Linked DNA regions of Homo sapiens: region 2 is linked to region 1. A link is a contact called in ENCODE POLR2A ChIA-PET data. All regions are on one chromosome and are shown on one strand. Each heading gives the region's core, a stretch centred on a gene start or an enhancer-like site at or near the end of the contact. The rest is flanking DNA. Distances are from core to core; before and after follow the strand shown. Region 1 has its middle 15 kb from the start of CRCP. Region 2 holds the start of RCC1L (RCC1 like).

Region 1 (4,081 bases), core at 521-3,020:
TATGCTGGAGTACAGTGACATGATGAGAACTCTCAATGAAGCCTCAAACTCTGGGGCTCAACAGATCCTCCTGCCTCACCCTCCAGAGTAGCTGGGACTACAGGCATGCACCAACATGCCCTTCTAATTTTTGAATTTTTAGTAGAAATGGGGTTTCACCATGTTTGGCCAGGCTGGTCTCGAACTCCTGATCTCAGGCTACCCACCCACCTTGGCCTCCCAGAGTGCTGGGATGACAGGTGTGAGCCACTGTGCCTGGCCTCATTTTTTTTTTTTTACTTCACTTTATTGTGCTTCAGAGATATTGCATTCCTTAACATTTTTTAAATTTAAAAATATAAATAGGCCGGGCGCAGTGGCTCAAGCCTGTAATCCCAGCACTTTGGGAGACTGAGGTGGGCGGATCACAAGGTCAGGAGATCGAGACCATCCTGGCTAACACGGTGAAACCCCATATATACTAAAAATACAAAAAAATTAGCCGGGCGTGGTGGCGGGCACCTGTAGTCCCAGCTACTCGGGAGGCTGAGGCAGGAGAATGGCGTGAACCCAGGAGGCGGAGCTTGCAGTGAGCTGAGATTGTGCCACTGCACTCCAGCCTGAGCGACAGAACAAGACTCTGTCTCAAAAAAAAAAGATAATAATAATAATATTTAAAACAATTTAGATGGGGGGGGGTCTCGCTATGTTGACCAGGCTGGTTTCGAACTCCTGGCATCAAGCAATCCTCCCATCTCAGCCTCCCAAAGTGCTGGAGTTACAGGCGTGAGTCACCATGCGTGGCCCATTTTTTAACATACTAGAGGATTGTGGCAACCCTGTGTTGAGGTAGCGTATTGGTGCCGTTTTTCCAACAGCATGTGTTCATTCGCTGTCTTTGTGTCACATTTCGGTAATTCTTATTGTATTTCAAACTTTATTACTATTTTTTTGAGACAGAGTCTTACTCCATTGCCCAGGCTCAAGTGCAGTGGTTTGACCATAGCTCACTGCAGCCTTGACCGCCTGGGCTCAAGTGATCCTCTTGCCTCAGCCTTCTGAGTAGCTGGGATGACTGGTTTGTGCCACCATTCCTGGCTAATTTTTAATTTTTTTTTAAATTTTTATTTTTGTAAAAACAGGGTCTCACTATGTTGGTCAGGCTGGTCTCAAACGCCTGGGTTTCTAGCAATCTTCCCGCCTCAGCCTCCCAAATAGATGGATTACAGGCGTGAGCCACTGCACCTGGCTCTTTTTTTTTTTTTTGAGATGGAGTCTCACTCTGTCGCCCAGGCTGGAGTGCAGTAGCCCGATCTCAGCTAACTGCAACCTCCGCCTCCCAGGTTCAAGCGTTTCTTCTGCCTCAGCCTCTGGAGTAGCTGGGAGTATGGGTATGAGCCACCAAGCCCGCTTGGCTGTTTCTTTTTCTTCCTCCCTCTTTCCTCCTCCTCATTCTTTTTCCTCCTCCTTCCTTCCTCCTTACTGCTGCCCCCCAAATTGCTGGGATTACAGGCATGAGCCACCGTGCCTGGCAGTTTCCGTCTCTTCCTTCTCCTCCTCCCCCCTCCCCTCCCCTCCTCCTTTACAGGCCTGAGCCACCAATCCATGTAGTTTCCTTCTCCTCCTCCTCCTTTACAGGCATGAGCCACTGCGCTTGGCTGTTTTTTCCTCCTCCTCCTCCTCCTCCTCCTCCTTTACAGGCGTAAGCCACCTCGCCTGGCTGTTTCCTCCTCCTCCTCCTTTACAGGCTGCGCCACCACACCTGGCTGTTTCTCCCTCTTCCTCCTCCTCCTCGTCCTTTACAGTCGTGAGCCACCTCGCCTGGCTGTTTCCTCCTCCTCCTCCTCTTCCTTCTCCTCCTTTACCGGCATGAGCCACCCTTCCTGGCTGTTTCTTCTTCCTCCTGCTCCTCCTCCTCCTCCTTTACAGGCATGAGCCACTGTGCCTGGCTGTCTCCTCCTCCTCCTCTACAGGCGTGAGCCACTGCAACTGGCTGTTTCCTCCTCCTCCTTTGCAGGCTTGAGCCACTGTGCCTGGCTGTTTCTTCCTCCTCTTTCTCCTTTACAGGCGTGAGCCACCACGCCTGGCTGTTTCCTCCTGCTCCTCCTCCTCTTCCTCTTCCTTTACAGGTGTGAGAGCCACCAGGCCTGGCTGTTTCTTCCTTCTCCTCCTCCTCCTCATTCTCCTCCTCCTTTACAGACCTGAGCCAGGGAGCCTGGCTGTTTCTTCCTCCTACTCCTCCTCTACAGGTGTAAGCCACCAAGCCTCGCCGTTTCCTTCTCCTCCTCCCTCTCCTCCTTCTCCCCCTCCTCCTCTTCTCCCCCTCCCTCCTCCCCCTCCTTTCCTCCTCCTCCCTTCTTCCTTTCCTCCTCTTCCACCTCCTTCTCCACCTCCTCCTCCTCCACCTCCTTCTCCTCCTCCTCCACCTCCTTCTCCTCCTCCTCTCCTCCTCCTCCCCTCCTCCTCCTCTCCTCCTCCCCCTCTCCTCCTCTCCTCCTCCTCCCCTCCTTCTCCTCTCCTTCTCTCCTCCTCCTCCCCTCCTCCTCCTCCCCTCCTCCTCCCCTCCTCCTCCCCTCCTTCTACTCCCCTCCTCCTCCGCTCCTTCTCCTCCCCTCCTCCTCCTCCCCTCCTCCTCCTCTCCTCCTCCTCTCCTCCTCCTCTCCTCTCCGCCTCCTCTCCTCCTCTCCTCTCCGCCTCCTCTCCTCCACTCCTTCTACTCCCCTCCTCCTCCGCTCCTTCTCCTCCCCTCCTTCTCCTCCCCTCCTCCTCTCCTCTCCTCCTCCTCCCCTCCTCCTCCTCTCCTCCTCCTCTCCTCCTCCTCTCCTCTCCGCCTCCTCTCCTCCTCCTCCTCTCCTCCTCCTCTCCTCCTCTCCTCTCCTCCACTCCTCCTCCTCCACCTCCTCTTCTTTCTCCTCCTCCTCTTCTTCCTCCTCCTCCTCCATCTCCTGCTCCTCCACTGCTCCTGGCTGTTTCTTCCTCCTCCTCCTCCTCCTCTTCCTTCTCCTCCTCCTCCTCCTTTAACAGGCATGAGCCACCACACCTGGCTGTTTCCTCCTCCTCCTTTACAGGCTTGAGCCACTGTGCCTGGCTGTTTCTTCCTCCTCCTCTTCCTCCTTTACAGGCATGAGCCACGGCCTGGCTGTTTCCTCCCGTTCCTCCTCCTCCTCCTCCCCCCCCCACTCCTCCTTCTTTCTTATGTATGTATTTATTTATTTATTTACTTACTTATTCATTTATTTTTAGACAGAGTCTCCCTCTGTCACCCAGGCTGGAGTGCAGTGGCATGATCTCAGCTCACTGCAACCTCTGCCTCCCGGGTTCAAGCAAGTCTCCTGCCTCAGCTTCCCAAGTAGCTGGGACTACAGGCTCCCGCCACCACACCCGGCTAATTTTTGTATTTTTAGTAGAGATAGGGTTTCACCATGTTGGCCAGGCTGGTCTCGAACTCCTGACCTCAGGTGATCCACCTGCCTCGGCCTCCCAAAGTGCTGGGATTACAGGCATGAGCCACCGCGCCCAGCCACTATTTTTTTATTTATTTTTTAAAGACAGAGTCTTGCTCTTGTCACCCAGGCTGGAGTGCAATGGTGCAATCTCGGCTCACTACAACTTCTGCCTCCTGGGATCAAGCAATTCTGCTTCAGCCTCCCGAGTAGCTGAGATTACAGGCGCCCGCCACCATGTCCAGCTAAGTTTTGTATTTTTAGTAGAGATGGGGTTTCACCATGTTGGCCAGGCTGGTCTCAAACTCCTGACCTCAGGTGATCCACCCGCCTCAGCCTCCCAAAGTGCTGGGATTACAGGCGTGAGCCTCTGTGCCCAGGATTATTGTTTTATTTATTTATTTATTTATTGAGATAGAGTTTCACTCTTGTTGCTCAGGCTTTATTTATTTATTTAATGAGATAGAGTTTTGCTTTTGTTGCCCAGGCTGGTGTGCAATGGCATGATGTTGGTTCACTGCAACCTCCACCTCTGGGGTTCAAGCAATTCTGCTGCCTCAGCCTCCCAAGTAGCTGGGACTAGAGGCGTGCACCACCACACCTAGCTAATTTTTAGCATTTTAGTAGAGATGGGGTTTCACCATGTTAGTCAGGCTGGT
Region 2 (4,081 bases), core at 403-2,902, 9.0 Mb before region 1:
GCTTGACACAGCAGCTATGAGTTGGACCATGCACTTGCCTAAATGTATGGTGGTCCCCTGTCCCCTACCACAGTCCATCTTTTTTTATTTTTTGAGACGGAGCCTCGCTCTGTCGCCAGGCTGGAGTGCAGTGGTGCGATCTCGGCTCACTGCAACCTCCGCCTCCCGGGTTCAAGCTATTCTCCTGCCTCAGCCTCCCAAGTAGCTGAGACTACAGTGCGTTCCACCACGCCCAGCTAATTTTTGTATTTTCAGTAGAAATGGGGTTTTACTATGTTGGCCAGGATGGTCTCCATCTCTTGACCTCGTGATGTGCCTGCCTTGCCCTCCCAAAATGCTGGGATTACAGGTGTGAGCCACTATGCCTGGCCAATCCATCAGTTTTTTTAGGAGCCAAACAGGTGAACTCAATGGGGAGCTACCCATTGGATAGGAATCACCACCCCTCTGAATCTTTTACATCTTTGAAGGTGGCACTAGCATCTACAATTCCATGTGGCAAACAGTGTGTGTTCTGATTGAATACTGGCTGGGTCGAGACAGGGTAAGGGGACCGATGTGAATGGCTAAGTTTATCTATCCCAAATGGTGGCAGGGAACTTACTACCAGGCGGGTCCATAGACACATTTATTTTTACTTTTATATTTACATTTAATTTAATTTTTTTTTTTTTCAGAGACAGGGTCTCACTCTGCTGTCCTGGCTGGAGTGCAGTGGTGCAATCATGGCTCACTGCAGCCTCGAACTCCTGGGCTTAAGCCATCCACCTGCCTCAGTCTCCTAAGTAGCTGGCACCACAGGTGCACACCATCACGCCGAGCTAATTTTTAAATTTTTTTGTAGAGAAAGGGTCCCACTATTTGCCCAGGCTGGTCTCGAACTCTCAAGTGATTCTCCCACCTTTGTCTTCCAAAGTGCTGGAAGACTGGGTCCGCCGCAGAGAATACATTTCATAGCCCGGGAGACTGGTGGTTTCAGTGCCTTCATGAATTTTACTCCCTGTAGTAAGAGGCTTTCCATGAGCAGTCTTGTGGTCACCACATTTTATTAGTGGGTTTTCCCCAGTCATCTTCCATAAAACAGGCCTGCACAGGCTGGGGGCGGTGGCTTATGCCTGTAATCCCAGCACTTTGGGAGGCCGAGGTGGGTGGATCACTGGAGGTCAGGAGTTCAAAACCAACCTGGCCAACATCGTGAAACCCTGTCTCTACTAAAAATACAAAAATTAGCCGGGCGTGGTGGCGTACGCCTGTGGTCCCAGCTACTCGGGAGGCTGAGACACGAGAGTCACTTGAACCCAGGAGGGGGAGGTTGCAGTGAGCCTGTCGATAGGTTTGAGGGGACCTGGGCAGGGGATGCGAAGGCAGCAGGGAATCGTCCACTCCAGCTCGCTGTCGCTGGAGGACGGCCTGGGGCGGCGTGGGAGCAGACCGGAGCGGAGACGGCTGCAGCAAGGCCAGGTAAGAAATGTCGCGGGGCAATAGCAAGGGAGCAAAACAGGACACGCAGTTTCGCTAAGGGACAAGAATCCTAATCCCGCCCCTAACCCCGCCCCTCACCATCGCCACGCCACGCCTCCCTGAGCCTTGGGCTGCCGTCAGCGCCTTTGCCTTCAACCAGGAGTAAAAGTGGCCGTAGCCTCTTCCGGCGAGGACTGGTGTTAAGGGTCACGCAAGATGGCGGCGCCCAGAGGCTGCTGAGGCGCGGAACGGAGGATGGCGCTGGTGGCGTTGGTGGCTGGGGCTCGGCTGGGGCGGCGGCTGAGCGGGCCGGGGCTGGGGCGAGGGCACTGGACGGCGGCCGGGCGCTCCCGGAGCCGGCGCGAAGCGGCAGAAGCCGAGGCGGAGGTGCCCGTGGTCCAGTACGTGGGCGAGCGCGCTGCCCGCGCCGATCGCGTCTTCGTGTGGGGCTTCAGCTTCTCGGGGGCGCTGGGCGTGCCTTCCTTTGTGGTGCCCAGCTCCGGGCCCGGGCCCCGCGCCGGCGCCCGACCGCGCCGCAGGATCCAGCCCGTGCCCTATCGCCTGGAGCTGGACCAAAAGGTGCAGGCCGCGGCTTCCTCCTTCTCTCCTTCTCTCTCTTCCGCGCTCCCGGCCTCCCTCGACCTGTTCGGCTCTCTTCAAGAAGTTGGCTCCTCTGGGTGGACAGACTTCCGGCAGGACGACCCTCGAGCTGGCTGCAAGCCCAGGAGGGGAAGGCGTTAGGGGTGGCCATCAACATTTATTGGGTGGCAGTGCCAGATGTTGTGCCGGGTCGTGTCATTCGCTTAGCACCCAGTGAGTCGACAGTTATTCCCAATTACAGGGAAGGAAGGGGAGGCCCAGAGAGGTTGAGGCCCGAGGCCCCACCGCTGCTAGCTGTTTATATGCGGTGGAATTCTCACTCAGGCCAGCGTGACTGCAGGAGTTCTGATGTTAGGAAAGCAAAATTCAAAAGTCCATTGAAAATGTATACCAGCTGAGGTGTTTCAATGAACAACTCAGAAAGGGGATTTTTTTGTTTTAATTTATTTTTTAGAGACAGGGTCTCGCTCTGTCGCTCAGGCTGGAGTGCAGTGGTGTCATCATAGCTCACTGCAGCCTCGACCTCCTGGGCTCAAGAGATCGTCCTGCCACCTAGCCCGGCAAATTTTTGTATTTTTAGTAGAGATGGGGTTTCGCCATGTTTGCTAGACTGGTCTTGAACTGAACTCAAGCGATCCGCCCGCCTTGGCCTCCCAAAGTGCTGGGATTACAGGCGTGAGCCACTGTGCCTGGCTGAAAGAGGATTGATTTTAAAATCAAACCATCTTTGGTCTATATCCAACCTCACTGGAAGCCCCGGTTTTCTCATCGGGTCAGTGAAGGGAGGATTGATGAGAGTGTAGTTAAAACACCCAACAAAGACCTTGGGGTTGTCACTGTGTTAAATTCACAGTAGCTGTAGTACTGAGTTTTCCTTTTCATGGTAATAGCCTGAGTACGTAACGGTGTAGTGTCAGTGAAAAGCATGCAGTCAAGTTACTCAACCTTTAGAAGCCACACTTTCTCATCTGCCTTATACTACTGCTAACAGCAATAAGAAATAGAAAATATAATAACAAAAGCAATAACAAAAACTAAACAACAACAACAAAAAGCATACAATATAGGCCAGGTGCGGTAGCTCATGCCTGTAATTTCAGCACTTTGGGAGGCCAAGGCAGGAGGATCATTTGAGTTCAAGAGTTTGAGACCAGCCTGGGTAACACAGTGAGAACTCATCTCTCTGTCTCTCTCTCTCTCCATATATATATATATATATATATATATATATGTATATGTATATGTATATGTATAAATTTAAAATACAAAATAGAGTACAAAATATAGGTTTGTTTTTTTTTTTTGATCTGGCTCTGTTGCCCAGGCTGGAGTACAGTGGCGTGATCATGGGTCACTGCAGCCTCGACCTCCTGGATTCAAGTGATCCTCCTGCTTCAGCCTCCCATGTAGCTGGGACCAAGCTTAAATTTTGATTTTTTCATAGAGACAGGTTGTCACTTTGTTGCCTAGGCTCAAAATATAGCTCTTACCTTGAGATGGGTACTATTCCCTATAAGGGCTTTAGCTATATTAACTCGTTTAGTCTTCACAACAGCTTAGTGAGAGAGATGGTACTATTATCATCTTTACTTTTTAGAGAAGGAGAAACAGATATAGAGGTAAAGTAATCTATCTCAGATCACACAGTTGGTAAGGATGGGGCCAGGATTCAAAACTAAGGAGATCTGTCAACTTACCTACCGCGCTAAGAGATGGTGGTGTTTTTTGTTTTGTTTTGTTTTGTTTTGTTTTTGAGACAGAGTCTTATTCTGTCACCCAGGCTGGAATGCAGTGGCGCCATCTTGGCTCACTGCAACCTCTGCCTCCCAGGTTCAAGCACTTCTCCTGCCTCCCGAGTAGCTGAGATTACAGGCGCACGCCACCATGCCTAGCTAATTTTTGTATTTTTAGTAGAGATGGGGTTTCACCATGTTGGCCAAAGCGGGTCTCAAACTCCTGACCTCAAGTGATCTGCCTGCCTCAGCCTCCCAAAGTGCTGGGATTACAGGTGTGAGCCACC

What was found. ChIA-PET counts read pairs that join two places held with the same protein, here RNA polymerase II (POLR2A).
Region 2: POLR2A ChIA-PET joins it to region 1 with 10 read pairs in activated CD4-positive, alpha-beta T cell. The contact joins the promoter of RCC1L here to the enhancer-like site in region 1. POLR2A ChIA-PET finds 5 or more read pairs at or near these places in 2 of 52 experiments (OCI-LY7 and activated CD4-positive, alpha-beta T cell).

What each region holds. Positions count from the first base shown.
Region 1 is chr7:66,097,805-66,101,885 of GRCh38, reverse strand. No RefSeq gene overlaps it. Among named protein-coding and RNA genes, the nearest start is that of CRCP, 15 kb to the left of the region's middle. RefSeq lists an enhancer at 1,120-1,681. Within about 2 kb of position 1,770, at least 38 of the 41 ENCODE cell types and tissues checked have a DNase peak (open chromatin) inside an H3K27ac peak, as active enhancers do; they include OCI-LY7, where a contact is called at or near this core.
Region 2 is chr7:75,071,373-75,075,453 of GRCh38, reverse strand. It overlaps RCC1L (RCC1 like), which reads left to right and starts at 1,652. Exons shown (of 11, transcript NM_030798.5): 1 at 1,652-2,040. The coding sequence starts at 1,717. RefSeq lists a silencer at 1,747-1,966.